Linked DNA regions of Homo sapiens: all the other regions are linked to region 1. The links are chromatin loops, found by intact Hi-C in ENCODE. Cell type or tissue: PC-3. All regions are shown on one strand. Each heading gives the region's core, and the rest is flanking DNA. Links, peaks and the distances in the headings are about the cores only.

Region 1 (5,220 bases), core at 767-4,766:
TAGTTGTTTCTTCTGTGAGGGCATTTGCAAGTTTGGGCAAAAGCTGAGGCTCAGGCTTGGCACAGGTGGAGGAATTCCACTGCAGAAAACCAAGACGAATAATGCTTCTGAAAACTTCCGAATGGTAGATAGAGATCTGAAAGAGCGCAGACACATGACCCCAAAGGACATTTGCTGAGTGCTGAGGCAGTATAGGAAGTGGGGTGTTTATCTGTTCAGGGTGCTTAGGTGACAAAATCCTTCTATAAATACAACAGATTTGCAAGGTTATGAACCTGTTTGGGTGGAAGGTTAAAGGGCTTAATTTAAAGGATCCAAAAGATACACATTATATTACTGAAGAAGTAGAGACTCATTAGACTTTTCATCAAAACCCTGGTAAAGCCACAGTCAAAAAGGATGGGGCTGAAAGGGAGAGTAAAATTTTGCTCAATTTCTTGGTACTTAGGATAAAAGGTCCTGTTTTAAACCATGGCTCATCTCTTCCTCAAGATGTTTGACAGATATTGAAGCTACATGGGGCTGGAGGCTAAATAGTTAAGCTCAAACTCAGAAAAATTGAATTGAAGGGTTTAAGGTCTGAGGAGACACACATCTACCAAGATCACAATCAGAAGATCAGCGATATAGCAGAGGTGGGCTGAATCTATCTAAAACTACAATCCAGTTCTGACCAAGCTCAATTACTGATTAGATTTAAATGACCTGGCCAGCCACTGTGGCTTATGCCTGTAATCCCGGCACTTTGGGAGGCCGAAACAGGCAGATTGCTTGAGCTCAGGAGATTGACACCAGCTTGGGCAGCATGGCAAGACCCTGTCTCCACTAAAAATACAAAAAACTAGCCAGGCATGGTAGTGCATGCCTGTAGTCCCAGCTACTCAGGAGGCTGAGGTGGGAGGATCGCTTGAGCCTGGGAGGCGGAGGTTGCAGTGAGCCAAGATCACACCACTGCACTCCAGCCTGGGTGAAAGAGTGAGGCCCTGTCTCAAATAAAATAAAATAAAATAAATGAAATAAAAAAACCTTCCCCTCATATTATCTTCCCAAGAAAAGAAAGAACAATTCCCCTTGGGGAAAAATGACATTATAGTCATTATTTATAGATTTTTAAAATCTGTCATAAAATTTAAATTTAAAAAACCAAGAAACAAGATAATTTACCTCATAGTCAAAAGAAAAATTAAGCAAGAGAAGTAGAACCTCAGTTTATCCAGATAGTGAAATTTGTAAATAAAAATATTAAAATAACAATTATAGCTATGGTAAAACAGAGGAAAGGATGGTTAAAATAAAGAAATGAATGAAAAGATGCATAATGTAATAAACAACTTGAAGCTATAAGCATCAAATATACCTCCTAGAAATGAAAAATGCAATTATCTGAAACAAGGAATCCATTAGAACAATCTAGGCAATGCAAAACAAAAAAGATTAGTGAACTCAAAGACAAACCAATAGAAAAACATTCAAGCTGAAGAATGGAGGGGGTAAAGCATAGAAACAACAACAACAAAAGAGAAGAAAATTCATATGGGAGACATTCAATTGTAACATATTGTATTTGGATTTCCAGGAAAGGGTAGAAATGGACCAGTGAAGTATTCAAAGAAATAATGCAAATATTTTTTGGACTGATGAAAAGGAATAAATTGCAGACTTATAAATTCAGTAAACCCAAAGCAGGGTACCGTTCTTTTACTCTCTCCCTCTTTCTGTCTCTGTCTCTCTGTCTCTCTCTCTCTTTATCTCTGACACACACACGCACACACACACACACACACAGAGACACACTCCTAGGCAAAAGTAGGTTAAAACCATAAAGATCACATGGAAAATACAAAACATGAGCTACCAATATCAGTAACGTGAAAAGGGACATCACTACAGATGCAACAGATCTTTTAAAAATAATAACAGGATAATTGTGAATGACTTTATGCCAGTGAAATTTCCAGTAAAGTAAAATTTAAAAATTAAAAAAAAATCACAACCTATGAAACCTGACAAAGGAAGAAATTTAAAAATCTGAATTAAATATGTAATTATAAGACCTTCCTATGAGAATGACCCAGATCTGGAATGATTCACTAGTGAATTCATACATACATTTATGAATAAAATAGACCAATCTTATACAAACTTTTTTTAGAAACTAAGGGGAATAAAGGAAGTACTTCCTAACTCCTTTCTGAGAGCTTGGGACAAAACTTGATTCCATACCCTGAAAAGAAAATTTTAAAAAGAAATACTACAGACTAATCTTACTCATAAACTTAGAGGCAAAATTTTTTTTAAAAATTGGAAAAGTGAATTCGGTAATATGTAAAATGAGTAATACACCATTTAAACAAGGCTTATTTCATGTAGCCAAGAGTGTATTAATATTCAAAACTTAATGTGATTTACTTAACAGTAATATTCAAAACTTAAAGTAATTTACTTACAAAAACTTAATGTAATTTACAACACAGTAGAAAATCATGCAATCATCTTAATGAATGCAGAAAAAATGTGACAAAATTTAACACCTGTTTATGGTTTTAAAAACTTATAAAATCATGAATAGCAGAAAGCTTGTTTAAACTGATAAGCACATCTACAAAAAGAAAACCCCTCATATTTAATGGTAAAATATGGAAAATTTTCCCCAACAACAAAAATGAGGCAAAGACTATTACTATTTATGTTCAATGTTGAAACAGAGATCTTGGCCATTTGAACAAAGCTATAAAAGTAAAGAAAATAAACACTCAAAAGGCCTATTATAAAACCACAGTAATTAAGACAATGTCATATTGGCACACAAATAGACAAAATGACTAATGATACAGAATGGCATTGATATAGACCAACTCATGTATGCTTCCTGATTTATGACAAGGCAGCACTGCAGTGAAGAGGGGGAAAGGTAGCCATTTCATTAAATGGTGCTGGGTCAGTTAGATAACCATATGGACAAAATGAGTCATCCCAGAAGGTTGGAAAGCATGGAGCTGTTGTGACCTGGCTTGTTATTGTTACATCAGCCAAGTCTATTGCATAGTCTCAGCCACCCAGTGTTTCCAGCTTAGATGATCCAATGTTGTTAAAATAGTAAATTTTTTTTTGCATCAGGATGAACATATGGTGGTCTCTTCCCTGTTCATCAGGATGTACATACAGTGGTCTTTTCCATGCTCACTTCAGAATTCTACTTGAAATTATTTCAAAAATTGCCTGAGTACCTGCAGTGTTCTATTATAAATTTGGCATGAAAGAACAAAAGAGAGGGAATAGTATCAAACAGATACACACAAAGTGAGTAATATTTGTCTTGCCAACATAGACTGCACAATGAAAGAAAAAAAAGGAAGAAAAAGAAAAGAAAAATTTGTCAAATTTCCATGAATTTGGAATTCAATCTGAACCATATGTAGCTCCAGATTAGGTCATATTCTCATGATAAAATTACTAATTTTGTCTTCAATTTTGTCTGCTACTCAGTATTTCCATGATCTCTTATTAGCTGATCTCATGCATTATTTATTTGGTCTGTATCATTCGAAGATAAGGGACTTTGAAGCCCTGAAGTTTCACCAGGAGGTTTGGTACTCAGTGATTAAGGTACAAGTGGAAAGGTAAGAGAGTTGGGTACAGTGGCACACAGACTCTGGAACAAAGTCCCCTTACTTGCTAGCAGTGTGATCTTGGGCAAGTTACTTCCTCTCCCTGTGCCTCAGTTTTCTTGTCTGTGGAATGAGTTTAATAATAGGACCTACTTCATTAGGTTGTTGAGAATATTAAGAGAGTTTGAGGTTAAGGCACTTAATATATAGTGCCTGACACATAATTAGTCCTAAAAAGATATTAGTTACCATTTTTAGGTTGTAAGAACCATACAGAAAATTCTTGTCCTTTAGACACTGGCTTTTTCTAATTGCATATTAACCCAGGCTTTCCACAAATTGTGGTGATTTGGAACGAATTAGTATTTGCCCCTTTAAGCTCAGTTTTCCCATTAGCAGAGGGCAACTATGCCTTTCTGGTTTCCCATCAGAGGCCAGTTGAGAATAAGAGGCAGTAGAGCAGAGTAGCAAAGATCTTAGGCTTTGGAGCCAGTGGCCTTAGTTTAAAACTCCTCTGATGGTTTCCAGCTGTGCTACCTTGCAGTGAATGATCTAATTCCTCTTCTCATCTTTAAAATGGGGACGTAATGGCATCAACTTCATAAGATTGTCAGGAGAGTTAAATAAGAATGCATTTAAATTGTTTAATGATCAGTTTATGTGATTACTAATAGTCATTGTGCTATTATTATTATTATTATTGTTAACAACATTGGTCCCAACATAGAAATGCTTTGAATTCACTGGTAAGGATGCATTTGAATAATTCAAAGAACATTATTATCTTTCAATTTTCAATAGCAGAGACTTCTTTTTTTTTTTTTTTTTTTTTTTTTTTTTTTTTTTTTTTTTTTGAGATGGAGTCTTGCTCTTGCTTTGTCACCCAGGCTGGAGTGCAGTGGTGTGATCTTGGCTCACTGCAACCTCTGCCTCCTGGGTTCAAGTGATTCTCCTGCCTCAGCCTCCCAAGTAGCTGGGACTACAGGTGCGTGCCACCACACCCAGCTAATTTTTTGTGTTTTTAGTAGAGACGGGGTTTCACTGTTTTAGCCAGGATGGTCTCGATCTTCTGATCTCATGATCCGCCTGTCTTGGCCTCCCAAAGTGCTGGGATTACAGGTGTGAGCCACCGCACCCAGCCTGAGACTTCACTTCTTTTAGCATGGTGTTGGTTATGCTCCAGGCACTTGAGTCTTTACCCAATTAAGATATTCATTGCAGACTCTTTGCAGTTATTTGTTGACACAGGTAATGTACAATATTCAGGCTCTCACCTAGTTAAATATTAGACGTGGTCCATAAAATATGTGTATAAACCAAACTCTCTTTAAAATGTAGTGTATCATTCATTTGCTCCAGAGTTTATGGACTATTCTTACAGAGGATCAAAGCTGATGATTTATATGTAAATAATTGAAATTAATCTTATTACCTTGTGATTTTAGGCTTTCTCCCAATCCCTATTACATTTCCATGACTCTCCTGATACTGATAGTCCAGTACTTGACTATGAAAAAAATACAAAACAAAATAAAATAACAAAACAAAATAAAAACAAACACCTCACAGGGCTCAGTTCTATCAGCTGATTATGCAGCAGATGTCCATGAAT
Region 2 (5,220 bases), core at 713-4,712, 250 kb after region 1:
GGTTTTATAAGCATCTGGCATTTCCCCTGCTTGCATTCATTCTCTCTGCTGCCACCCTGTGAAGAGATGCCTTCCACCATGATTGTAAGATTCCTGAGGCCTCCGCAGCCATGCAGAACTGAGTCAATTAAACCTCTTTTCTTTATAAATTACCCAGTCTTGGGTATTTCTTCATAGCAGTGTGAGAACAGACTAATACAGCAGCTGTTATCCATCAGCAACATCAGCCTTACTTAGATGGTTAAAAATAAAATGTTGTATTTGGGGTGGGGGTCAGGGTGAATGGGGAAGGCAGTGGCTAGCCCAAGGCATTTTCTTGCTCAAGGAATGATTTTTGAAGATTTACAATTGTTTCTGTTCCTCTTCACTGGTATTTTCACCAGATGGATTTTTTGCTAAATGCCGCAGAGAAAATCATTAGCCAGCTTATATCCCTTGAGTAATGGTATTTAATGGTTTTATGCAGAAAAGTTACATTAATATAAATCAGTGGTCCTCGACAGGTGGCAATCCTTCCCTATCCCAACATTTAGCAAATTCTGGAGACATTTTAGGGGCAGGAAATTCTAGCGGCATCTAGTGGCAAGGGCCAGGGATGCTACTAAATACCCTACAATGCACAAGACAGTCCCCCACAACAAGGAATAATCTGACCAGAGGTAAATCATGCCAAGGGAAGGAAACCCCAGTCACTCCATAATTTAGCTATGAATGCATGTATGCCAAAAGGGGAAGGAGCTATAATGCAATATCAAAAAAAATCACAATGTAGCAAAAAAATTAAGCTAACACGATCTTTGTCATAGAAGAAAACTTGTGACATTGGAATAGGGAGCAAAAAGCCTTTGAAACACAGTAAGGGAACTTGCATTTATAACAGGTCACAAAATTAATTCAAAAGATAACAGTGCCCTGAGCTTGCCAAGTATGCCATCGTGACTGTAGCCTCATGGATTCATAGGCACGCCTGTAAGAATACAGAAATAGGTTTATTTAATCCTGACTTTCTTTTGAGCACTGGCAACAGATGAGTTCTCTGCGCCAAATCCTGCCCATAGAAAGCTAATGGGTGTTGCACGCAGTTATCCAAGAACACAAATTGGCTTTGTGGTTTCTTGTGGCATTTGGCTAGCTGAATCAGAGGAAACAACTAGAAGCTGAGGCAGATGGTTCACAGGCAATATGCTATAATGTCTTCTTACAAATATGTAGTTATGTATTAATAGGTAACCTCTTGGGAAACATGGACAAATATATCATTTTTTGCAATTCTCAGTTTCTAATACAGCTCTGTATGTTGTTGGTGCTCAATACCACTGGTTTCATATTTGTTAACTATCTCATACTCTATTCAAACTCATATCCTCATATCTTTGGAATGTGGAAGCAGACACAAACAAGCAGCTTAGCAAGGAGCACTGACTAAATACCAAGTACTGCATCAAGGGCCAGAAACCCAGTGATAAATAAGATGAGTATGTTGTCCACCATTTCTGAGCCTATTACTCCTCTGAGTTTATTGTGGCCCTTTCTATCTAAGTGAGGCTGAAGGCCACTCCTGTAACAGAAGTAAAAGTTGAAATTCTCAACTCCATGCTTCTTCCGTGAAGCCCTCCATCAGTAACATGCTAACAGGTTGGAAAAAGAGTTGACAAATATGTACACTGGTCAGGTAGAAGAGGAGACATGGTAAAAGAGGAGTAAAGGAGAATGGTATTCTTTCTCAGGTAAAGAAACTATCTTCAACAAACTCCTTTGACAGTAGGCAAGAGGGTGTATAACATGGTATTGAGTGGAGGCAGAAATATTAACCTAAACCAGAGCTACTGGTGCTGAAACAAAGATTCTAGCAATTCTGAGACCAATGGAAAAAAAAAAATTTTATAACCCGTCTGCCAGCCTGTAAGCCTGTTTCCACTTCAGAATTAATTAGTATCAACATTTTACCAGCCAATATGTCTCAAAAAAAAAAAAAATCAACAGTGTGCTCTGCTTTTTTTCTTGTGCAATAAACCCCTAGGGATTACAGATATATTTATACCACATCTTTCAGGACAGTTGGAAATATTAACCAAAAGTACGTACCTAATGATTGTTTTCATTGTAATGCATTTGTATTATTTTCAATGAATGAAATTTATTAAATGACTATATAAATGTGATATGTCTATATATAAAACAAGTTCCATAAGCATACATAAAGCAGAAAATTTTGTCAGACTATTATATTCTGACTTAGGCATGGTCATCTTCCACTTGTAAGATTCGTATCTCCCATACATAAGCTAAATGACTCTGTAGAAGATTATCTGGTCAGAAGATGTGACTAGAAATTCATAAATGTTCTATTTCTATTAAACCTGCCTCACTGACACAGCCCACTTTTGTTCTCTCCTATTCTGCAAGACTTCGAAGGCTGGTTTAACATTCCTGTGTTCTCAGCTATATAATTCTGGTCTTTCCACCAAAGCAGTTTTATTTCCTGACAGTCACTACAGCTTATGAAAGCCAGTGCTATTGGGAAAATATTCCAAATGCACAGGTTATGTGGTTGTGGAAAATAGGCATTAATGGAAAAGGGACTGAAACCAAGTTCTCTTCCGATTGCTATTTTGGAACTTCTGGTTTTTCTGTGGAGCTCCAAGTCAGTGGTGATTGCAAAACCAAAGAGACCAAACAGAATATTCAAAAAGCAAATGACCAGGAGGAGTTTATTTAGAAAATAGATAAATACAAATTGTGCTTTATGGGTTTTCATGTTTATGTCAGAAGGAATGGGTAATGTTGGACAGTCTGAAAGTGATGCTGTGGAATTTCTGTATTTCTCTTTTGTTTCAAATCATTCTCCCTGTATCTGATACTAAACTCTTCAGAAAGGTTTCACAGCTGTGTCCTTTGGGCACAGGGCATGTTCTGACATGCAGAGGATTATCTTGTGCAGCCTGTGGCCGCCAGCGCCACCTAGCTTCTGTATACATTTCCTCAACTCAACAGTTTTCCAAATTGTTCAATTAAATGAGCCAGTCTTCCATGAGAGCTCAGTATCGGTCTCACAGATTTTGAATGATGAAATTGAGGACGCGAGTTGGAACAGCCAAACTGCTCTGAATGGTTGTCAGGTAGAAAGACATGTTCTCTAAGTCTGTGGAACTTTAGGTAGGATTGACAACAATTCTCAATGCATTCATCACCTGCCTGTCTTTTATTTGACAAACCTTTGTGTGCCAAGCAGTTAGATAACGTGCACAGAGACCCAGCTTCTGAATTTTAACCACTATGTTTCAAATTAGGGAGGATTTCTAAGAAGAGAGTCTTTGCTAGGCTCACACTCAGGGACTGCTTCCCAATGAAGGAGATCAGAATATGTCACCCCAAAATATGCCGGCATAAGAATTATTTTGAGCTGGGGGCAATTGAGAAAAAGCAGACACAGAAGAGCTCTGCCGTCCCCCTCTGCTTAAAGCAGGGCATAAACTTCCCCTCGTGAAGGTGTTAAAAGAAAAACTTTAGACAAATTAGATTTAACAATTTAATTAAGCTCATGAATCAAGCAGCTCCCAGAAGCAAAATAGGTTCCCAGCGACTCTTGGGCTGCCACATGGTCAGATAACATTAATCGACAGGAAATGGAAAGTGAGGTTCAAAAAATAGAAGTGAGGTACAGAAACAGCTGGATTGGTTACAGCTCAGCATCTGCCTTATTTAAACGCAGTTTAGACAGTTGGCTGCCTGTGATTGGCTGAAACTCAGCTGCTGTGATTGGCTAAAACTTGGCTACTTGTTTCAAGAATAGGTTACAGTCTATATTTCCACAGCCCCTTGAGTTACAGTTCACTGTATATGGCGAAACCTTAGCTTTAGGCTAAACAAAGGTGTCCCCCACCCTCCCCTATTAGAAAGAGGAGAACAACCCTTATCAGGAGATGGAGATAGCACCAAGATGTGCTGTGTAAGCAAACTTTAGTAAATAACTCTTGTTTATTATTGCTTTTCCTCATAAATTTACCTTCCCACCATTCACCACCCCTGGAAGCCCAAACCCTCTTTCCTCTGTCATAGTCGCTTCTCCCCAGGTTATCATCCTTTGCTAAAATGTTATAGATGCCCTCCAGTTTACCTGCTTTTTGGGGGGTTTTCACCTCTTTTCTATGAAAACCCTGCCCACATAAGAATATTAACATCACATACAATGTGTACAATTTTCTTCCATTCATCTATCTTTGTCAGTTTAACTTGCAGGCCCACCCTCAGAATATAAGAAAGTAAAGAAAAACTTTTACCTCCCATACATTTAGAGTCAGTGAATGATTGATTACTAAACAGAAGAAAAGTTAGAAAATCTAGGGAAAATGTCATGAGGTCATTCGCTCTGTCTCAGAATGTCCTTCATTGTTCTGATGTCACCTTTGAATGGAGTTTATGATTCTTATCTCCTTAAAAGATAACAGAGATCTCATCCAAAGAATCATATGCTTCTCTCTTTGGGCTAACTTATGACTATAATGTGAGAAACAGAGGAGCACAGAATCATGGGTCAGGCTCATTCTTTGTAGATGAGACCAATTGCTTGAGGGCATGATTCGGTATACTTTAGAGGCAGTGGGTGTTTGAAATATATAAATGAAATCGACACAGATAAATAGAGCAGTTCGACAAATAGCCTGCTTGGATTGTCTAGAAGCCCTTATCGTTTTGTTTTATTTTGAAAGCCAGGACAATATGATTACCAACTATTAGTTTAATGACGAAATCTTCCAGATGGTTATGATGATTAGAATGATCAAGAAATTAGAAGCTGTTCAATCCTCATAGGAAGGCTTCAGTGGAATAGACTCCCTGCTGCCTCCTGTAGACTTGGACTTATTTAAGGAAAACCCTACAATGACTAGTTTCCAGTTGTAGAAATTGGAAGAAGAAAGAAATAGCACCTGCAAGCCTAAAAGTTCTCTTCCTTCCAATGAAAAAGGAGCTTAAACCTGTCCAAAGTCATGTATGTTACCTCGGCAAGTAAAATTTTATCATTCTGTGTACTGAGTGAGTCTTCTTCCCCTCCCAAGAGGCTTTAACTATAGAACCTTTAGGTTTTTTTTGTTTGTTTTTTAAGAAGGGGGTCTAGCAACAACCTCAAGTTCCAGGACAGTCATTCTTTACTGACAAAGGAAGCAAAGATGAAAGTCCAATTAAAAGCCCATGAAATTTCCATCATGTTTCTTTGAATTG
Region 3 (5,220 bases), core at 621-4,620, 290 kb before region 1:
ATACTGTAGGAGTTTGCAACACAATGGCAAGTATTTGTGCATCTCGATACAGAAAAAAAAACATTAAAAATATGGTTTTATAACCTTATGGGACTACCATTGTATGTGTGGTCCATTGATAATTAAACATCATTAGGCTTAGCAGGAGGAAATATATTTGTTTCTTTAATTTCTGTCTCTCCCACTATGTATATATAAATATATATGTATATTTGTATTTTATATTATATATATTGTATATATATTATATATACAATATATATATATTTATATATATTCAAGACAGAGTCTCACTCTGTTGCCCTGGCTGGAGTGCAGTGGCGCTATCTCAGCTCATTGCAACCTCCGCCTCTCAGGTTCGAGCGATTCTCCTGCCTCAGCTTCCCGAGTAGCTGGGATTACAGGCGTGTACCACCAAGCCAAGCTAATTTTCTTTGTACTTTTTAGTAGAGATGGAGTTTCACCATGTTGGCCAGGCTGGTCTCAAACTCCTGCCTTCAGGTGATCTACCCACCTTGGCCTCCCAAAGTGCTGGGATTACAGGCGTGAGCCACCGCGCCTAGCCACTCTCTCACTGTATTTTAAGTTTCATGAGGGAAGTATCTTTTTTTCTATTTAGTTCATTATTACCTTCAAAATGTCTACACATGATCTGACACATGGTATATATGAATGCATGAATTAATGAATTTTATAAAAATCGAGTACTTGTTGAAAATTGTTATGTCACTGGCTGCATTAATTTAAGAGAGAAAGAAATATAAAAGGAAGGAAGACAAAGAAAGAAAAAAGGAAGAAAGGAATAAAGAAGGAAGGAAAGAAAGAAGAGAAAGAGAAAAGAAAAGACAGACTACTAAAAAAGGCATGATTTACATTGGGAATTATTATTCATTGCAATGAACTGTGTGTAAGGATAGAGAAGATATGAATTCCTGTATCAGATCTACTAAATAATTATATGATTATAAGAAAGACACCTTCTTCTTTTGAGCGATTCATTGATAAAGTGGTTAGAAGAGGTACATGGGAGATTCATTTTTAAAATTCTGTGAGCTACATCTGTCACTTATTATACGTATAAATAAGGCAGTATTAGAGCAACTTATGATGGTACAGATTGGAATACTAAAAATGTATATATTTCACAGACAACAAAAATAAAAATAAACACCATATATTGGCCATTTACTCTGTGCTAGATTTTGTCTTAAGGGCTTTTACAATATGTCATGTTTCATTTAATTGTGAGAACAATTTTACGAGGTAAGTACTTTAACCCCTATTTAACAAGCAACTGAGGCTTAGATGCCTGAGGAGTTTCTCTAAGGCCACACCATTAGTAATCCATGGGGCTAGGATTCAAATCTAGATTACCTGACCACCTAGATTTCAATCTAAATTAAATGAGAGAGTGAAACAGACACAGAAAGAGACAGAGAAAGAGAGACTAATATGTAGAGAGTAAGATAAGTAGAAAAAAATCAGAGAAAAGAGAGAAATAGATACATATAAGGTCAAGAAACAAAGAAAACGGAGACAAAGAGGCAGAGAGATGGATGGAGATACTTAAAACCAATACTAGTACGGCAGTATATCTGTGAGAATGCATTATCTTATATACTACTTCTTTCTCTCTCTCTCTCTCTCTCTCCCCCTCCTCCACCCCCATTCTACACACACACACCGCAACATACACCCACAGACACTACTTATAATGACAGAATTATTGAGACTTTCTTGTTTTTAATATTTTTATCTTTAATTAAAAAGAAAAACTACAGCCTTAATCAAATAAGCACTGATGGTATAAGATGGTGGCCATTAAATGTCTGAATTTGTTACAAAATATATTATTTAGTTTCTAGCAGACAGTACTTTATGGGAAGGTGGCTAATCCTACCTTTCTCAGTTCATCACATCTGGATACTGACATAAGCAGGATTTAGAAAACAGAAAAATCCTTTAAACAAATATCACGATTCTTTGAAATGCATATAAATTATGAGATTATAATATACATATTTATAAAGCAAATATTCACTCATGCCATTAAAATCATGTTTATTAAGCTATACCTATACATGCATTAGCGTGATTATTTTAACACAATATTGGTAATCGATACCTACATTTTGGCTGCCTTCCCTTGCAATAAATAGAGTGTTGAATTATTTATTAGATGCTCAACGGATGTCATCCAGAGTTTCATGTCTATATTTGTAGATTGAGAATGGCAGTCTAAAGAAACTACAATTTTATCTTCTAAATATGTAATCCATGTTGAGGTAGCTGGGGGAAATCTAGCACATGGAATCTATACTTAGAACAATGTTATTTGTTGCTTTTCAGTGCCTGCTATTTTCTGACTTGAATGGTGTCCATTATATTTTGTTTATCGGTATTATTGACACCGAGCATTCCAAGTTATTTTTCCAAATATCATTCCATAGCAGTCGGGGATAAATTAAAACTTAATGGATTTACTTCATGGAAAAAACATGTGTTCTCTTGTGACCACAAGGTGGCACAATAGTGACCAAAAATACTCAGCCTCCTAATAGAATTGCAATTACCAGAGGCATTTACATAATTGTTATTATTAATCTTGTTATCACTACAATTATGACATTTCATAATTAAATATCACCCCAACCTTTGGGGAAAAGGCGAAGTGCTTTTGTTTAGTTTTTGTCTTCTTTCTGCCTGCAACATCATTAATATTTTTTTTTCCTCCAATCTCCAGCCCCACCAGGACAAGCAGGTCCACAGAGCTATCATTTTATGTATTATTCAAAGGTTTAAAACAAACAGTAATAACTTAAATAATAAGTTACACTTTTGAAGAAGGATAAACACAAAGTTATATTGTTCAATGGATCTAATGTTGCTCTCCATTCAGTCTTAGTTATTTCATGACCATGCTAACATTTATTTATAATATAAGAATAAAAATACCATTCCAGAAACTTCGGCTTACACTACAGGTTCAAATTTGTCCATTGAAAGTTGCTGTTTTTCTGCATTTCATGCCAGGCACAATATTGGGAAAAGAACCCAGAATAGCCCAGTGTGCCCTGCATTTATTTCATGATGGCTTTGTATTGAGAACAGGCCATCTCTCATCATGTTCAGGAGACTGGGAGACCACTGATGCCTGGGAATCTAGGTGTTGCAATGATGGTGAGCTACACTCATTGGAAAGGTATACAAGAGAAACCACCTTTTCCCCAAGTTAAAATGAAATACAGGCTAGCCAGGTACAGTTTGCCATTCGTCAGACAAATCACCCACCTGAAGATGCACTTCTTTTTATTTTTTATTTATTTATTTATTTGAGACAGAGACTCTCACTGTCACCCAGGCTGGAGTGCTGTGGCGCCATCTCGGCTCACTGCAAGCTCTACCTCCCCGGTTCACCCCACTCTCCTGCCTCAGCCTCCCCAGTAGCTGGGACTACAGGCGCCCGCCACCATGCCTGGCTAATTTTTTGTATTTTTAGTAGAGACGGGGTTTCACCATGTTAGCCAGGATGGTCTCGATCTCCTGACCTCGTGATCTGCCCTCCTAGGCCTCCCAGAGTGCTGGGATTACAGGCGTGAGCCACTGCGCCCGGCCCTGATGCACTCCTTTATAATAACATGAAGGGTTAGTAGCATCCCATAAATGAGCATTTTCCCCCAACTTCCCTAGATTAAGAATTCTGGCATTTTACAAAATAACATGTATGATGATGCCTTTTATTAGTTTATGTCATGAGCGTAAGGTGTCCCCATTAGAATTTTAGTGTTCTACTATGGTTATTACATTTTTCATTATGCTACTTGCTTCCTGCCATTACAATTGTAAAAGCAATATTTTATCTTTTTTGAAATCAAATTTTGTGGTGTTTTTAAATGGCTTCAATTTTCCTGTTTAAAATAGACCCAATTTTAGAAAAGGGCAGTAATAGCAGAACTGAAAACTAAATTCAACAAATATAACTTTAACTGAATTGTCAAATTATTATCATGGGATGTATAAAATGTACATCACAGTGAGTTGTACATTAAAGAAAGATTTTTAAAATTGCACAAAGTATTGTAAAATTGGAACTTTCCAGCTGAATTCAGATGGTACAGTACTTATGAGAATAGAAAATACTGCACTAAAATACATATGTATCTAACCCTGTTCAGTCTGCTATAACAGAATGCCATAAACTGGATGGCTTATCAACAACAGAAATTTAATTCTTAGAGTTCTGGAGACTTGACAGTCCAAGATCAAGGCAGATTCATTGTCTGGTGAGAGTCTACTTTCTGGGTCAGAGGCAGCACCTTCTCACTGTGTTTCCACAGGGTAGAAGGGGTGAGCGGTCTCACACAGGCCTCTTCTAAAAGGGCACTAATTTTTCTTATGAGGCCTCCACCCCCATAAGCTAATCACCTTCCAAAGGCCACACCTCTGGATACCATGGCCTTGGGGGCTTAGGATTTCAACATGGGAATTTGGAGGGGACAGAAACATTTAGACCATAGCAATGTGGCAATGAAATAAAAGCATTGTAAGCCAACAACAAAAAAATCAGGGCTACAAGTAGAGCGAGGAAAAATCAGCACATTTTGTGGCTGTAAAGAACCGTAAAGTAATTTAAAGAACATCCATGTCATCAATGTTCAGAAATAGTGGACCAAGGAGGTTAACTCCCCCAAAACCCACAGCTCATTAATGGCAGCCCTGAGGTGGAAATCAATTTCCCTTGGGAGCAGGAGGAGACTATGATCTCATACATCAACCACATATCAAGATAAAAACATAAGACGTTTTTTAAAATTGTGATAATCAGTAGAGCATTACTATCCTACCGCTAATAATGCTTTTGCTTTCAAATTCCTCTGAAATACCTTGCTATTACTAATATATATGGAAGAAAACAGAGAATATTCATTTACTGAATAACTCCTATCTGCCAGATAGTTAGATGTGTGTCTGTCTATACATACATATATATACATGTATATAAGCATACATACACACATATATATATAGGTATGTTCATATATATGTGTTTGTGTGTAAAGGTATCCTAACATACTCTGCAATTAGCCCATACTATAGTTTGAATGTTTGTTCCTTGTAAAACTCATGTAGAAATTGAATTGCCATTGTAACAGTATTAAGAGGTGAAACCTTTAAGAGGTGAAGAGGCCATGGAGGCTCTGCCTTCATGAGTGGACTAAC
Region 4 (5,220 bases), core at 866-4,865, 280 kb before region 1:
AACCTGGGAGGTGGAGGTTGCAGTGAGCCAAGATCATGCCACTGCACTCCAGACTGGGTGACAGAGTGAGACTCCATCTCAAAATAATAATAATAATAATAATTAATTTTTTAAAAAAGAAAGAAGAAGAACTAGAATTCAAACTTAAGGCATTTGATTCTTAATTCTGCACCCTTAAATTTGTAGCTTAATACAGAAAGGAAATCTATAGCTAAGGAAACTGAGAATTGGAGACAGCAGCTCAGTTGCTCCAGGTGGCACAGTTAATAAGTGGCTGTATCCAGACCAAATCTGTGTGATTCTCTCAGGTTGGGCTGTTTTCTTCATAGCACTTGTTTCAAGAAGGGAGCACTTCCATTTAATGATAAAAACAAAAACAACAACAAAAAAAAACCCTGTTGCTCCCAAAAAAAACAAAACCAAAAAAAACCCAAAAAAACCTGTTGCTCCTTGTGTTTGCTTATGCTTTAAGGCCGGCCCTGCCAAAAGACTAAACATTTCTGCTTCCAAGGTAAAAGGTTTGGTGGCAATAAATCAGTGTACATAGGTGTGCCTCACTGTACATTAGCATTTCCCTGAAAAGGTGTGAGCTTTTTTTTTTTTATTCAATCGTTGTTTGTGCACATTTTGAAGAAGTTTATCTTCCTTTATCATGACTCTTACCAGCTGCCTCCCACATTTCTTTTTTTTTACCTTTGTTTTCCCAGCTTCTCCAAATACTTTTTTTTTTTTTCCTTTTGAGACAGAGTCTCACCCAGGCCGGAGTGCAGCGGCATGGTCTCGGCTCACTGCAGCCTCCGCTTCCCGGGTTCCAGCGATTCTCCTGCCTTAGCCTCCCAGGTGGCTGGAATTACAGGTGCGTGCCACCACGTCCAGCTAATTTTGTATTTTTTAGTAGAGACAGGGTTTCACCACGTTGGCCAGGCTGGTCTCAAACTCCTGACCTCAGGTCATCCACCCGCCTCAGCCTCCCAAAGTGCTAGGATTACAGGCTGAGCCACCGTGCCCGGCCACTTCTTTAAATACTTAATGATCAATAGCACTTCTAGAAAATACTAGCTTGCTATTTAACAAAGGGTCTCGAAATGATCATTTGCGCTATTTACTGATTAAAAAATAGCAATACTTCAACTTTGGGCAGCATCAGGTCTGCTTATTGCCCCAGGTTGGCCATTGGTAATTGTGTTTTCTTCTTCCGTCCCTCCATGTCTGTCACTCTTTAGGCAGATAACTCCCGAGTTGGAGGTTTCCTCCTACATAAAAAGGGATCTGATGTCCTCCTGATATCCTAAAAATCTTTGGTTCTGGAATTGGCGGCTAGCAGAGGCTAGCTCTGTCCTTAACCCGGCCCCTATGACTAGCCTCCCTTCCCCAGGCCAACTAGTGTCAGAAAGAATCAACCAGCAGCACAATAAATAATTGATCTTCAACATGTGCTTCTAATTCAAATAAAGGGCATTTAACCACAGTGAGTATCGCATGTGACTGAAGTATTTTATGTGGAAAGTTGAAGATTTCTGATAACTTGCTGTAAAGAAGTTTTCACAGTGACTAAATCTCCAGGGGCCCTTTCTGTCTCAAGTTCAGGTTACTTAGACAGTGATTAAAGACCTTTCATTGGCCCCTGTGGTAAATGATAGCATAGAGGAAAAAAAAAAAAAAAACAAAAACCAGCATTCTTTGGCTATGTAATTTAGCAAGACTTAATCTATTTGTTTGAGTTTTCATCCATCAGGCTTGCTGAAATACTTTAAATAATTAACCTGTTTCTCTGCAGCCTGAAGCGTCCCCAGAGTTTCCACTCCAGGCCTGAGATGAGTGATTACCCAGCACAGATTGTCTTATTTATTTGGAAGACTCTCCAGCTCAGTCCAGCTGCTTTTTCTTGGGACAGCAGACAGACCCTGGACATGGTATCCTTTTACGTTACAATATTTACAAAGTAGAATAAATCAATGAGACCCAACAGGAAAAGGCCATAGTTTATTTTATTCATTCTATTTTTGTTTTTTCTACCATCCCTGCTAGGTGCTCAGCAACTCAATCTATTGAATTTCAAAACATGTAGAGGTGTCGACATAAGTCTCAAAACTCTGCACAGAGAATCCCAAACCACAAGCTTGGACATTTCCAAGGAAAGAAGCACAGGGTGGCAGGATGAGGCAAGAGGCTGCTTACTCCAAGCCAAATCTCATGACCCAACCGCATAGTCATAAGAGGAGTGCGTTCAGTTGCTTTAGGAAACCAAGAGCAGTGAAAGAAAACACTTGGGAATTTACTGGTAGATAAGGTTTTTCTGATTGAAGAAAAGGTACAAAGTAATGCAGACCAATGATGGTTTCTGGGCAGCATTATGATTATGTCTTTTTAGGAAAATGCCCCTTCTAGGGGACCTCACTTGCTGTCTGCCCACAGATTTATCTGGACTGAATCTCGGTTACTAGTTTTTGCTTTCAAAGACCTCCTATCTAGGGGAACATTTGAAAGGAATTTACCAAGTGCTTCCCTGCTGCATAATCTGTGTGTTCTGTGTTAACACTAACTTGCATTTTGCATGTGGAGCCAGAAGCTCTCTTCTCGGGAGCCTGGGTCATACTGCTCCTTTAAAAATGAAAGTGAGAGAGAGAGAGAGGCCACGCTGATTTTAGAATTGAGTCAGGGCTTTGTGATTTATAGAGTACGCAGGGTGAATAGGCGTGGTTTCTAGATATCCACAGGCAAGTCTTACCTTAAAAGACACAGGACTTTGCACACGCCTTACAGAACATTCAGAACAGAAGAATCAAGGCTTGTAACTGATGAGACTAATAGATAGAATATATTAAACTGAGTAGAATCTGGTGCCTAAAAATTTACATAAAAGTGGCCCAGAGAATCCACTCAGCACATGTCCTGGCCCACTCAGAAATGATGAAATACAAATATTTAAAGAAAAATCTGGATTCCTTTGTGTGTATTAAAAATCCTCTCAAATATTCTAAATGGATGAAGTTTGGTCTTGGTGAGGGATAGAGGGTCTGAGACAGTATTAGCAGTTTTATTTTTTGCCCAAGTTGTACAGTGCCTGCTTTATCCAGGTTTCTGTGGATTTTATGTTGGGGGGAAGAAAGAAGCAAAAGAGCAGTGGGCCTGGTTAATCCTTTTATCAAGGTCACTCCACCACCAGCATCTCAGAGGGATTTCCAGGCCAAAAGCAATCCTTTGTGTGTGTGTCTTACGATAGTGGCATGTCCTCAACTCCTTTGAAAGTATGAGGTCAGGAGTTCGAGACCAGCCTGGCCAACATGGTGAAACGCTGTCTCTACTAAAAATACAAAAATTAGCTGGGTGTGGTGCAGGCCTGTAATCCCAGCTACTGGGGAGGCTGAGGCAGGACAATGGCTTGAACCTAGGAGGCAGAGGTTGCAGTGAGCTGAGATCATGACACTGCACTCTAGCCTGGGCAACAGAGCAAGACTGTCTCAAAAAAAAAAAAAAAAGAAAGAAAGAAAGAAAAAAGCAAGAAAGAAAGCTAGCTGTTTCCACAGTGATCAACTCCATCAACTGTCATGGACAAGTACAAGTTGGACCTAAGCTGTGCATCGTTTTTTTTTTTTTTAAACCAGGCTTGTTTCCTGGATAATTTCCCTTAGATATATTGCTGTGTCAATTAGAAATCATATTTATTTTCACTTATGAAAAAGACGTCTGGAGATGTGCAATCTAGGGCTGCAGTCTTTCTTACCTTTCTATTTTCCCTTGTAGGGGGTGTCCTTGATTTGCATTCTTACAAGGTGGCTTCAAGAGCATAAGCTACCAAGTTAGAGGTCCAGATGGAGAGAAAGGTGAGCAGGGAGAGGAACAGGGCATGAGCCAGCCAAGTCAGCTTAAAAGCTTTCATAAAAGCCGCACCCATAGATTCCTGCTAACATCTTATGTGCCAGAACTATGCCAGTTAACCCTACCCTCCAGCAACCTGCATCGGGACTGGAAATACAGCTGTATTTTTTTTTTTTATAAACCCGAACACATTGTTTTCCAATTAGGAATTTGTTAGGGAAAAGAAGATGATGGGAGAGTCGATGAAATGGAAATTTAAAAAATCCACCTTACTATGTTATTGTGGGGATTAAATCCATGCATCAATCACTTGATAATACTCACTAATCTGGTGGCACATGAAAATAATATTTTCTTCTCTCTCCTTAGTCTTACTCACTTCTCCAGGGCCCCCTTCAGAAACTATAGCACATGGTAGAGCAATACCTTGATGCCACAATTCATTTTAAATCTATTTAACTTCATTGAATAATTTCATTTTGGGGGAAAAAGTGGATGGCATAAGAAAAAATATTCAACCAACTTCTCGTTATTGGCAGGGCATTTGAAACTAGAATTGCCATTTTACATAGAACCTGCTTGTGATACTTACAGAAGCAACTAATTTTTACTTCAGATATACCTGTTGTACAAGCTGTTAAAAAACCCATAAAAATGCTTTACAATGCTGCCTATGTTCTCTTTCTATGAAGCAGCATTCTTATTTTTGGTGCACTGTACCCAATTCTGACCACATCAGCAAAGAGAACTTATACCACTGAAAATATAGGTATATGCACACAGTTTTTGCATTATTTTAAGATCTTTATTATTAAGTAACTCACTGGGGTTGTCAAAGTATGTTATAAAATTACACAGATAATTAGAGATATATGTTACATAGAAATGCTGATTTTACACTCTCTTCTGAGTACAAGCATTTGATTACAGAGGCTCATAGCACAACAAAATGTATTTCACGGGACACTGATGCCCCTATTCTGATATTGACAAGGCAAACATCAGCGGTAGCAGAGTCAACAAAGCAAAGCAAGATGAAATGAAACTAGATGTAGGTAAAACAAGCTAAAAATATTTTTAAGTGTTTTTGTTTATTGTCATGGTGGCTGTTTTCTACTTACAAGATTGCAGTACTCTAATTTAGCCAAGTAATTGCTGCTGTAAAATCCAAATCTACAGAGCGCACAATTTTTTAAATGGAGTGTGCATTCCTCAAGCAAGACTAAAAACAATCTTACTTGGGTCTCTAATATTAAGCTTCAGAACAGTTTTGCAACTTTTGACCTGAACAAATCTCTTATCCATAAAACAAGAGGAATAAAAGATTGCATACGTGCATTTAAAAAGTAACTTTATTACTCCCAGGTCAAAAAAAAAAAAAAAAGGGAAAAGAAGGAGAAA
Region 5 (5,220 bases), core at 609-4,608, 96 kb after region 1:
TTAAGGAATAAACAAATAGAAAGCAATACTTACAAACCTGAGTTCTGAGACTGCGTCTTAAAATATTAAAGATTATGAAGATCATGCAATCAGCAATTGATGACTTAAGGAACAAAAGCTTCTCACCATCTGTTTCAGTTAATTTGGCCAAGTTAACACATCTGAGATTAAGTAGTTTTGCCAACACACACTTTGTTTCAGATTTTCTAAACTTACACTACCTCTGACCTTTATGATTAAAATCTAATTAAAAATGTAGTTATTTTTAAAAGATAAAGATGGTGTAATTGTCTCATCTATTAAAGTTATGACTAATTGTTAACCTTCTTAAATTGCTGATTCACTGCCATGCCTTTCATTTCAACCTTTTCAAAGCAAAGTCCAAAAAATTCAGATTGCAAAACAAACTCTGCTGAAAAAGAAATGCAATTCACTTTCATTGCATGATCAAAGCAATTTGAAAGACTTTTACAGATTTACGGGTCTAACCTTCAGAACCATGAATTAACTGAATCTTTGATTCACTTACCCAACTTTTCAATTTAAACTTATTAACCAAAAATATGTATTTTACAACTGCTGTATGCCTATCCCTATCCTAAGTGCCATGAAGAATTATAAAAGAATTAGAAAGCATTGCCTCTTGCTATCTTATTGGGAAAATAAAACTGTGAACACAAATCAATCTAATAATAACATGAGACAGGTCTGCTTTCTTCCAGGGACATAACTTACCTACAGATGGAAGAGGAAAATCATATATGCAGATGGCAATCTTGTAACCCACTGAATACCACAAAGTTTTTCCCAGTGTTTTCTCTGGATACTAGTTGGCCTTCTCTGCTAGGCACAGAAGGATCCTTATTTTTAAGTAAGTCCCTCTCTGCTGTTACCCTGGATCATAAAGTTGCCCAGTGAGAAACAGCTGTCACCGAAATTCCAACATTTCAGGCTTCGTTCTTGAGACTTGATTTGGGGCCCATGTGAGGACCCACCATGTTCTCTGTCCATGGTCCTCAGTATAAATGCCATGTCTGTTCTGAACCAGGCCTCTTGTCAATCTTGGCTTTAAACTTTTCAAGAAGATGACTCAGTGTCTCTTTGATGTATTTCCCAGGGAGTCTCTAAAGTTAATTCTTTGTACGCCACATAACTGTATGTGAAATTAGGTCACAGAAAAATGCTGTGCAAATTTGATGAAAACACTTCACAGCCATACTCACATAAAGCACTAACAAATACAATTTTCTTAGTTTTACTTGTTAAAATACATAAAGCATTTTAGGAAGGACTAGGTGTATTTGAATTGCATTTGGCTTCTAAAAAGAGTTAGGAAAGATTGTGTATTTGCTCCTCAAATAAGGTTTTTCTTTGTTAAGTGTAAGTGCTTTCAGAAAAAAAAAAATCCTAAGCAGAAGGTGAAAATAAAACAGATTAATTAGTATTGTTCTGATGCCCTTTAAAATACCATCTACCTTGTCTCCAACCACTTGGCTCAAAGGCTTCACACAGAGCCCCCACTGTACAGTACTCCCCAGAAATGCTGAAACGCCACTGAACCCCCCAACTACATATTCTCTCCTAATTTCTAGCTCATTCCTCTCTCACACATGTGTCATTGAATTAATGTTTTTTTCTTTAGAACCACCATAACCTCAGATTCATCTCTCCAGAGATCAAAGATAGGCAAATTAAGAATGTCAAAAGACTTTGCTGAATGCAGCTCCTTATAAAGTATGTCAGGATTAAATGTTCTAAAGCCAAGATTATCTAGCCCCACCTCCACCCTCCAAAAAAGGAAAAAAGACAAGAAAAAAAGGCACCAATCCTTTAACAGCATCTGTGTATTTACGGAGAACTTACTTTGCTTTCTCATCCATCCGATTCAAAATTGTCCATGTGGATTTTAGTTTTGTGGAAGAAAGCTCATTTTTTTTGAGACAGTACCCCTAAATGTACACATTTAAGCCCCTGACACAGACAATTTGTATCATTAAAATACTTCATCTGAAGCACAGGGCTTTGATTCTTTGATTTGATTTGACCTGTATTTACCTCTTGCTTTCCCTGTCTCCTTTTCTTCCATTTAGCTACAATTAACTATAACATGTCTAAGTCTTCTTCATTCCTGGGCTAGCACGTCCAAGTATGACCATCCATCATTCCATTCCTGTAAGTTTTCCTGTCTCTTGGTATCCACTTGGGTAAAACTTGAATTAAGAAAAGTGATTTTTGTTTTACATCATTGGGCATCTTCTATTGCTTCTTTAAAAAATGATTCTTAGAAGTCTTGTGTACCTCACCCCAGTTATGCTGTTATATCTGAGATATTTTTCCTCTCCAAAACTAAACTGAGTCTTTTAAAAAGGAATAGAGACCTTTGTAGAAAAAAAAAAAATCTATGGTCCCAAGAATGGGTAAACATTCCAGAGAGGTTCTTGTTTTTCCCCCTACAGGTCTGCCCATCCCTACAAATTGCATTCTTGTAAGAATACTCTCAAAGTGAGTCACAACAACAAAGTAAACAGAGGGTTTCTCAACGTGACAGAGGAAGAATTTTTTTGTTTGAATTTGCATGTTGTTTATATTTTCAAGCAGGAACTGGAAGAAAGAGGTTTCACTCTCATTGAGGATATCCAGTCATGAGTTCTTTTTAAGCTTTGCTGTTGGCTCAATTCCCTTCAGCAGTGCATATTTGGACTGGGGGACTATGACTCAATTTCCCTTCCTTTCACCTCACTTACTCTTTCATCCATCTTTCCCAACACGCCATGAGGAGATTCTTTGCCAATGTTCATTCCAAACTTCTGTTGTAGCCACATCTCTCCACCAATCTATTCCTACCTTCAAAAGTCCAAGTTTCCACCCTTTCAAAGTTCCTCATAGCCCTTCCTCATTCTCTGCTCATACGCATCCTCTGTTGCTCCCCTCGCACACTGCTACCCCAGCTAACCTCCTCTGTGTGTCTTTCTTCTTGCCTAAAACAATATTTTTCTAAAATTCCTAATTCCTTTCCCCTTTATTATTTGGTCTCCAGGTCCATAAATAACTATTCTGAATTTCACCTCTAAGAATAATTCTTAGAGCAACACCTTTGCCCTCAATTATTATATTTTTCATATTTTTGCCAAGTACATAAAATACTGCCTTTTATGGCTAGGCTTCCCATATTTCTTAAATCAATATATAAATAAATCATGTTTGTCCTTGTTGTTGCCAATTTTATCAACAATTCTCTCTCCTTGGGTCAAGAATAATGAGAATTCTGATTGTATATCCTACTGCCAAGATCGACGTGTAAGGAACACATTTGGTATGTTATAGTGAAGCATGGCTATGTAGTAGCCCAGAAGACGAGAAAAAAGGAGTTCTGTACCTGGTCAGATTTGAGAGAAAAGGGAAAGGAAGGGAGGTGTTAGATAGAGAAGCAGGAGGACAGGATGAGAGCAACATGGTGGGAAAATGACTCAATCTAAAATAATTGTAATTCCCAGTCTCATTTTAGTCAAGTGATCTGTGCCAGAGTTGCAAGATGTAGTAGAAGGACATCAACATGTAAGGAATCCTGGTGAGGCATCAGGCATAGGAGCCCAATTCAAAGTATAGAAGAACTGCAGCAGAGAGAAGTATAACATGGGGGAAATTCTGGGTCATTCAAAATAGAAAACTTTAGGAAGCCTCACAGGTTATGTTGGGGTGGATGGGATTGGGACTGGCATTTATTTAAATACTTCTTAGGTCAATATCAATATTAGGGATGTACAGTGAGACTGGTCCTATATATGAGAAAATTAGTAAGCCCAGCTTTGGAACTAGGAAGCATAGAGAAAAAAAGAGAGTGAGACTGACAGTAACTTTGATTACTCAGACATTTCATGTGCAATGTGTGAAAGAGAAGAAAATCTTCTGTGTCATTCAAGCCCTAGCTGCCATGCGTTTGTGGTTTAGTTTTGGGGAGATTACCACTAGGGCCTCAGTTTTCTCATTGGTCAAATCTGGTTGTTGAGTCAGGTATTCTCCAAGGGTTTTCTAATTTCTAGAGCCCTCTAAGTCTGTGAAGAGTCTCTCTAGCCCTGTTTACACCTCAATCCAATTCACCATCTCAGCCAAACTAAATTAGTGCTTAGAAAGGCTTTGCTCTTTCTTTGACTATTCTTTGGTATACATGGTCCTGCCTAGTGTTGTGTTGGTAAACACTTAACATTACCTGATTTAAAATGTTTCCCAACTTTTATGGTGTGAAGATTCCCATCATAGCCAATGTCAAGCTACCAACGTGAGGTCAACTGACTGCATGGCAGTGCCCCACCATATAGCATTTCTGCCACATGAATACATTAGGCATCAGTAACCTCAGTGACTAGTTTTGAGTATTCTTTACCTTTGTCTTTAATATCATCTATTTATATAATTTAACTTTTAATAAGGGCTCACAGTTCTCCCTCCTCCCCCCACACTGCTGAGTTCAGGTGGGTAACTTACTACAAGTCTGGCTCTCTATATAAGAAAATGAACAAATCAAGCTTTGGATCCAGGAAACACAGAGTGAGGACAAATGAGAGCAAGACTAATAGTAGCTTTGGTTAACGGGTGGTTGTATTCCTCTGGTTCCATTTCTTACTCTGTAAAATGGAGAGAGTAAGATTTGCCCTTTTGCCTAGCTGGATTTTTTTAAAGTTCAAGTGAGAAGAATGTGAAAAGACATTGAAAGCCAAAAGATAAATTATTATTGTTGCTATTATTTTCTCTGTTTGGAATTGAAAGTTTCCATTAGAAGTCTAAGTCTGACACAAAATGGTAATATAAAATCAGGAATATTAGAAAACCCCCGTGTAGTAGAAAGCAGTTAATCAACTCAGAGAGGCTGAAGACCTAGTTTCATCCACTTGGTTTTAAAGCTCTATGATGCTCAATGGTTTGACAGAAGTTTAATTTGAGCTCAGAACCACTGCTATAAAAAATACCACACTGGATGCACCTGTGTTCATTGTATTAAAATAAAGACCAAAAAAAAAAAAAGAGGGCTTTTTGGCATTTCTGTATTTCTGGCCATTTTCTAATGATTTATGCAGCTGCTCACTGAATAGGAAAACTTATTTAAGGAAGTAACGGTTAAGAATTAAGGGAAAAAAGAGAAATCTGGAGGTAGTGATAGAAGCATTATTTTCAAGATCTTGGTAACTTTGTCAATGTTTTTGTTGTTGTTGGACCATTATGGTA
Region 6 (5,220 bases), core at 791-4,790, 78 kb after region 1:
CCATGCTGTTTCTATTTCTGTACCTTTGTAGTATATTTTGAAGTCAGGTAGTGTGATGCCACCAGCTTTGTTCTTTTGGCTCAAAATTGCTGTGGTCATTCAGGGTCTTTTGTGGGTATAGGTGATTTTAGAATTCAAAAATCAAGCAAGAACACACACACACACACACACACACACTCAAAAACAGAAAAGAAAACTACAAGCCAATATCTCTGATGAATATAGGTGCGAAAATCCTTGACAAAATACCAGCAAAACAAATTCGACAGCACAGTAAAAGATCATTCACTATGGCAAGTGAGACTCATCCCATGGTTGCAAGGATGGTTCAACACACAAATCAATAAATGTGATTTATCATATTAACAGAATCAAGGACAAAACTCATACAACCATTTCAATAGACATAGAAAAAGCATTTGATAAATGTCAACATCCCTTCATGATAACAAAACAAAAAAACTCTCAACAAACTCAGAATAGAAGGAATATACCTCAGCATAATAAAGGTCATATGTGACAAACCCACAGCGAACATCATACTTCACTGGGAAAAATAGAAAGCTTTTTTCTAAGATCTGGAATAAGACAAGGATGCCCACTTTCACCACTTTTATTAACATAGTACTGGAAGGTCTAGTCAGAGAAAGAGAAAGAAATAAAAGACATCTAAGTTGGAAAGGAATAAGTTAAATTATTCCTGTTTGCAGACTACATTTTCTTACAGATAGAAAACTCTAAAATTGCTACTATGAAACTGTTAGAACTAATAAACAAATTCAGTAAAGTTGGAGGATACAAAATCAACATGCAAAAATCAGTAGCATTTCTATATCCCAATAGCAAACTCTCTGAAAAAGAAACAGAAAGCAATTCCATTTACGATGGCTACCAAAAAAAGATACCTAGAAATAAATTTAACCAAAGATGTGAAAAATAACCTGCAATGAAAACTGTAAAACCTTAATGAAAGAAACTGAAGAGGATATAAATAAATGGAAGACAATCTGTGTTCTTGGCCTGGAAGAATTAACATTGTTAAAATATATGTACTACCCAGTGATCTATGGATTCAATGCAATCTCAGTAACATTCTACACAGAAATGACCTAGCTTTTTATTAGGACCCCTTTGATTGCCATTTAGAAAATGGACCAGAGCTGAAGCTGGAAGATCGATTAGAAGATTTTTGCAACAAGCCAGGTAGGAAAAATGACAGTGGATTTCTGCAAATCTCATACTTGCTTGACAAGGGTCACCTTGGACCCTTTACAAACTTTGATTTAATCATTCCACATTGTATACATTTATCAAAATATTGTATTGTTGCTCCATAAATGTGAGCAACTATAATTTGTCCTTTAAAATATTATCCATTTAAAAAATAGACAAATAAAAAATACAAGACTTGCAACATTTGAAAAAATTTGGATTCAATACGCTTGAGATGGAGCTCAGCAATTCATGTATTCAATAAGTTTCTCAAGTGATTCTTCTCACTGGGCAAATTTGGAAGCACAGGCTTGGAGCAAGTGGCGAGGAGAGAGGCAGAAGACATCAGAATCTGGATAGATATTTTGAAAGTTGAATAGACAAAAATAGATGCTGACATGACAAAGGACAAAACCAAGGCTGATTCCAAAAGCTGGGGCCATTTAGAGCCACAGAACTGGGCAACAAATATGGGTTTTCTTTTGGCAGAAACATTTGGGGAACCCCTAGCAAGGACAACCTACCTAAAAATTTTAAAAGATTTGCTTGAATCCCCACCTCCAATCCACTGAACCCAATAATTTGTATTGACTCTTGACCCACCCTATCCATCACATCCACCCTGCTTAGAAGCATGGGCGAATAGACAAGGCTGAGGAGCTTGTTGGAGGGGGTGGAAACAATGGGTTCAATAACTTACAATAACTTTTATGCATTCTTCAGGCAAAGCAAAAATTATCAAATTAAGTGACGTTTAGTAAAGCATTTTCTCACATTCTTTTAAAACTAATCTCTTTTTCTTATTGTGAATCAACACATTGGAACAATACATTAGAATCAACACACTGGAATTCAATCCATTACTATCAATACACTGGAATAAACCATGTGATGGCTGATTTTTGTCAACTTGACTGGGTTAAGAAATACTCATAGCTAATACAACATTATTTCTGGATGTTTGTGAGATTGGCATTTCAATCAGCAGACTGGGTAAAGAAGATCTGCCCCCTAACGATGCAAATTAGCAGCATCCAATTGTTGAGGACTCAAATAGAACAAAAGACAGAGGAAGGGCAAATTCTCTCTCTCTCTCATCTTCATCTGGGATGTTGTTTTTTCTTGACTTCAGAAATCAGGGCTTCAGGTTCTCAGGTCTCTGGACTCTGGAACTTAATAGCAATGGTCCCACCAGTTCTCAGGGCTTTGACCTCACACTAAAAGTTACATCCTTGGCTCCCCACGTTCTCAGGCCTTCGAAATCAGGCTGGATTACACCACTGGTTCTCCTGGTTCTCCAATTTGCAGACGGTAGAAGGTGGGACTTCTAGGCCTCTGTAGTCACATGAGTTAATTCTCAAAAGAAATCTCCTCATAGATATGCATAGATCCTATTGGTTCTGTTTCTCTGGAGAATCGTGACTAACACAAACAATAGTACAAGTTGCTTCACACTTTAACTTTGGGTAACCTTCTTTACGTAACAAAAGCCTGACTGGACAAACTAACTGAGTAGTTAAACAAATAATTCCTTTTTCGCATAGGAAATAGCTAAAATTCTTCTTCTAACCCAAGAGAAAGAAACCTTAAATTTGATATGATTTAAAAAAGAGATTTATAAAGTGATTCATGTTTTCCTAGTGAAGAAAAGTAAACTTATCCATTATAACTCTGATATATCTTATTTATGGAGAGGCGCTCATTGTTTTGTTCCTCTGTGTCTTTCTGTACAAAGGCCAACGCAGTTTATACCATCAAGAGCTGTCTTTCTGAATGTAAATCACATTTAATGGTATCACTTACACATAGAAAGTTTTCCATTTTCTTTAACTTACAGAAAATAAGATGAAAAGAAAAAGACTCCATTTCCCAGAAGTCATGATCAAATTTCAGATGACTTTTTCTACTCCATAATAAGCAAATATCAAATTTAAGCCAGAGAATCATCTGAAAAGGCTTGGCAACATTATAAGAGATCATAGTTTTGAGGAGCTTGTTGGAGGGGGTGAAAATTCCAAGATTGATAACTTACAATAGCTAGTACGCATTATTCAGACAAAGCAAAAATTGTCTAAGTGGTGTTTTATAGAAAAATTGTTATCAGGTTAGTTTAAAATGTTGAATCTCTTTTTCTAATTGTGAATCAACACATGTTTACATGCAGATATCCAAATTTTACACTTGATCATAGGAGTAGCTAAAGACAGATTACAACATTTTATTCCCAGAAGCCATTTTTCTTCCATTGCATTGGCAATCTCTTCAAGTTTTTGTGGGGCTTTTTAAGCAGATGCTTTAAGTTGCAATTTGAGTTACCGTTCGCATTTCATTCTACCATTGATTGGTAGATTCCAGGCACCCAGAATCTGCTAGAACATTCCCACCTTTCATCACCTTTTGCTAAATATTTGATGGACACGAAAGCATCCCATAATAGTAGAGAAGTAATCAGCTAACAAAAGGAAAAAATTATCCTTCCCAGCATCATTCCCTTTTTAACTCTTCCATGGGCATGTGCTTCTTTTCAAAATTCATGAATAAACAACATGCAGGCCATATCAGCCCTGCCTTCTAGGAGCATTTATCCATTCCTTTCTTCAACAAATATTTAGCACCTTCTCTATGCTAGACAATTTCCTGAACATTGAGGGCCTAGTGACAAGAAATAAATTTGTTACCTTTACAGAGATTATATGCTGGTGAGAAAATGGAAAATTAACAAATAAAAGTAAACAACAATACAATTTCTGATGGTAATGTGACATGACAAAAATAAACCATAATCTTTTTAATTTTAATTTAATTTTGTTGTTGTTGTTGTTGTTGTTGTTGTTGTTGAGACAGAGTCTCGCTGTATTGCCCAGGCTGGAGTGCAATGGCGTGATCTTGGCTCACTGCAACCTCTGCCTCCAGGGTTCAAGTGATTCTCCTGCCTCAGCCTCCCAAGTAGCTGTGACTACAGGCACCTGCCACCACATCTGGCTAATTTTTTTTTGTATTTTTAGTAGAGACGGGGTTTCACTATGTTGGCCAGGTTGGTCTTGAACTCCTGACCTCATGATCTGCTCGCCTCGGCCTCCCAAAGTGCTGGGATTACAGGCGTGAGCCACAGTGCCTGGCCTAATTTAATTTTTTTTTTTTTTTTTTTTTGAGACAGGGTCTTGCTCTGACACACAGGCTGGAATGCAGTGGCTGGTATGATCACAGCATGATCACGGCTCACTTTCCAGGTTTAAGCAATCCTTCCACCTCAGCCTCCCCAGTAGCTGGGACTACAGACACACACCACCACACCTGGCTAACTTTTTTCTTTTCATAGAGACAGTGTCACGCTGTGTTGTCTTGGCTGGTCTCAAACTCCTGGGTTCAAGCTATCTGCCTGCCTCGGCCTCCAAAAGTAAAAGCAGAATTTTAAAACAGAGAAAGGCCATTAGTGAAAAAGTGGTGAAATTTGAATAAAATCTTCGGTTTAGTTAATATTACTGAAACAACATTAATTTTCTGTTTATGATTATTATACTATGGTTAGGCAAGATATTAACGTAAGGGGAAGTGGGATAAGTGGTATAGAACTCTCTTTTTACTATTTTTGCAACTTTTCTCCAAGTCAAAATTAGTTCAAAATAAAATTGAAGCAAAAATAAACAAAGTAGAATAAGAAGAAAAAGAGTAGGCCTGGCGCGGTGGCTTATACCTGTAATCCCAGCACTTCAGGAGGCCGAGGAAGGAGGATCACAAGGTCAGGAGTTCGAGACCAGCCTGGCCAATATGGTGAAAGCCCGTCTCTACTAAAAAAATACAAAAATTAGCTGGGCATGGTGGTGGGCGCCTGTAATCCCAGCTACTCAGGAGGCTGAGGTGGGAGAATTGCTTGAACCTGGGAGGTGGAGGTTGCAATGAGCCAAGATCGCGCCACTGCACTCCAGCCTGGGTGACAGAGCAAGACTCCATCTCAAAAAAAAAAAAAAAAAAAAAAAAGAAAAAAAAACAAAGAAAAGGAAAAAAAAA

Evidence for each region. Hi-C counts contacts between places; a loop is a spot of excess contacts. Peaks named below come from ENCODE experiments on the same cell type or tissue, not always from the same donor. Only the 100,000 strongest peaks of a DNase experiment are listed, where the experiment ranks them.
Region 2: it touches region 1 in a loop (9-fold over the local background); 4 of 110 quality-filtered maps call a loop at or near these places.
Region 3: a loop joins it to region 1, with 5 times the contacts of the local background. A loop is called at or near these places in 2 of 110 quality-filtered maps.
Region 4: a loop joins it to region 1, with 5 times the contacts of the local background. A loop is called at or near these places in 2 of 110 quality-filtered maps.
Region 5: a loop joins it to region 1, with 9 times the contacts of the local background. A loop is called at or near these places in 3 of 110 quality-filtered maps.
Region 6: a loop joins it to region 1, with 10 times the contacts of the local background. A loop is called at or near these places in 3 of 110 quality-filtered maps.

The regions. Positions count from the first base shown.
Region 1 is chr17:69,855,330-69,860,549 of GRCh38, reverse strand. All of the region lies in intron 4 of LINC01483 (long intergenic non-protein coding RNA 1483), which reads right to left. Among named protein-coding and RNA genes, the nearest start is that of LINC01497, 100 kb to the left of the region's middle. In PC-3, for the core only: no CTCF peak of the experiment used is centred there; a DNase peak (open chromatin) is centred at 2,919; H3K27ac peaks cover 820 bases.
Region 2 is chr17:69,605,073-69,610,292 of GRCh38, reverse strand. All of the region lies in intron 2 of LINC01483 (long intergenic non-protein coding RNA 1483), which reads right to left. Among named protein-coding and RNA genes, the nearest start is that of LINC01483, 14 kb to the right of the region's middle. RefSeq lists enhancers at 2,811-3,080, 2,156-3,355. In PC-3, for the core only: a CTCF peak has its summit at 2,962; DNase peaks (open chromatin) are centred at 1,172, 1,412 and 2,952; H3K4me3 peaks cover 405 bases; H3K27ac peaks cover 1,309 bases.
Region 3 is chr17:70,141,728-70,146,947 of GRCh38, reverse strand. The region is part of intron 3 of LOC105371882 (a long non-coding RNA gene); the gene reads left to right. Among named protein-coding and RNA genes, the nearest start is that of KCNJ2-AS1, 25 kb to the left of the region's middle. In PC-3, for the core only: CTCF peaks have their summits at 2,324 and 2,528 (motif pointing right); a DNase peak (open chromatin) is centred at 2,507.
Region 4 is chr17:70,134,991-70,140,210 of GRCh38, reverse strand. It overlaps KCNJ16 (potassium inwardly rectifying channel subfamily J member 16), which reads right to left. Exons shown (of 4, transcript NM_170741.4): 4 at 4,603-5,220. LOC105371882 (a long non-coding RNA gene) reads left to right here. Exons shown (of 4, transcript XR_934953.3): 4 at 1,778-1,974. Among named protein-coding and RNA genes, the nearest start is that of KCNJ2-AS1, 32 kb to the left of the region's middle. In PC-3, for the core only: no CTCF peak of the experiment used is centred there; DNase peaks (open chromatin) are centred at 2,180 and 2,670; H3K4me3 peaks cover 1,031 bases; H3K27ac peaks cover 413 bases.
Region 5 is chr17:69,759,498-69,764,717 of GRCh38, reverse strand. All of the region lies in intron 3 of LINC01483 (long intergenic non-protein coding RNA 1483), which reads right to left. Among named protein-coding and RNA genes, the nearest start is that of LINC01483, 170 kb to the right of the region's middle. RefSeq lists an enhancer at 1,942-3,141. In PC-3, for the core only: no CTCF peak of the experiment used is centred there; a DNase peak (open chromatin) is centred at 2,657; H3K4me3 peaks cover 495 bases; H3K27ac peaks cover 2,014 bases.
Region 6 is chr17:69,777,275-69,782,494 of GRCh38, reverse strand. All of the region lies in intron 3 of LINC01483 (long intergenic non-protein coding RNA 1483), which reads right to left. Among named protein-coding and RNA genes, the nearest start is that of LINC01497, 180 kb to the left of the region's middle. In PC-3, for the core only: no CTCF peak of the experiment used is centred there; a DNase peak (open chromatin) is centred at 2,674; H3K27ac peaks cover 1,745 bases.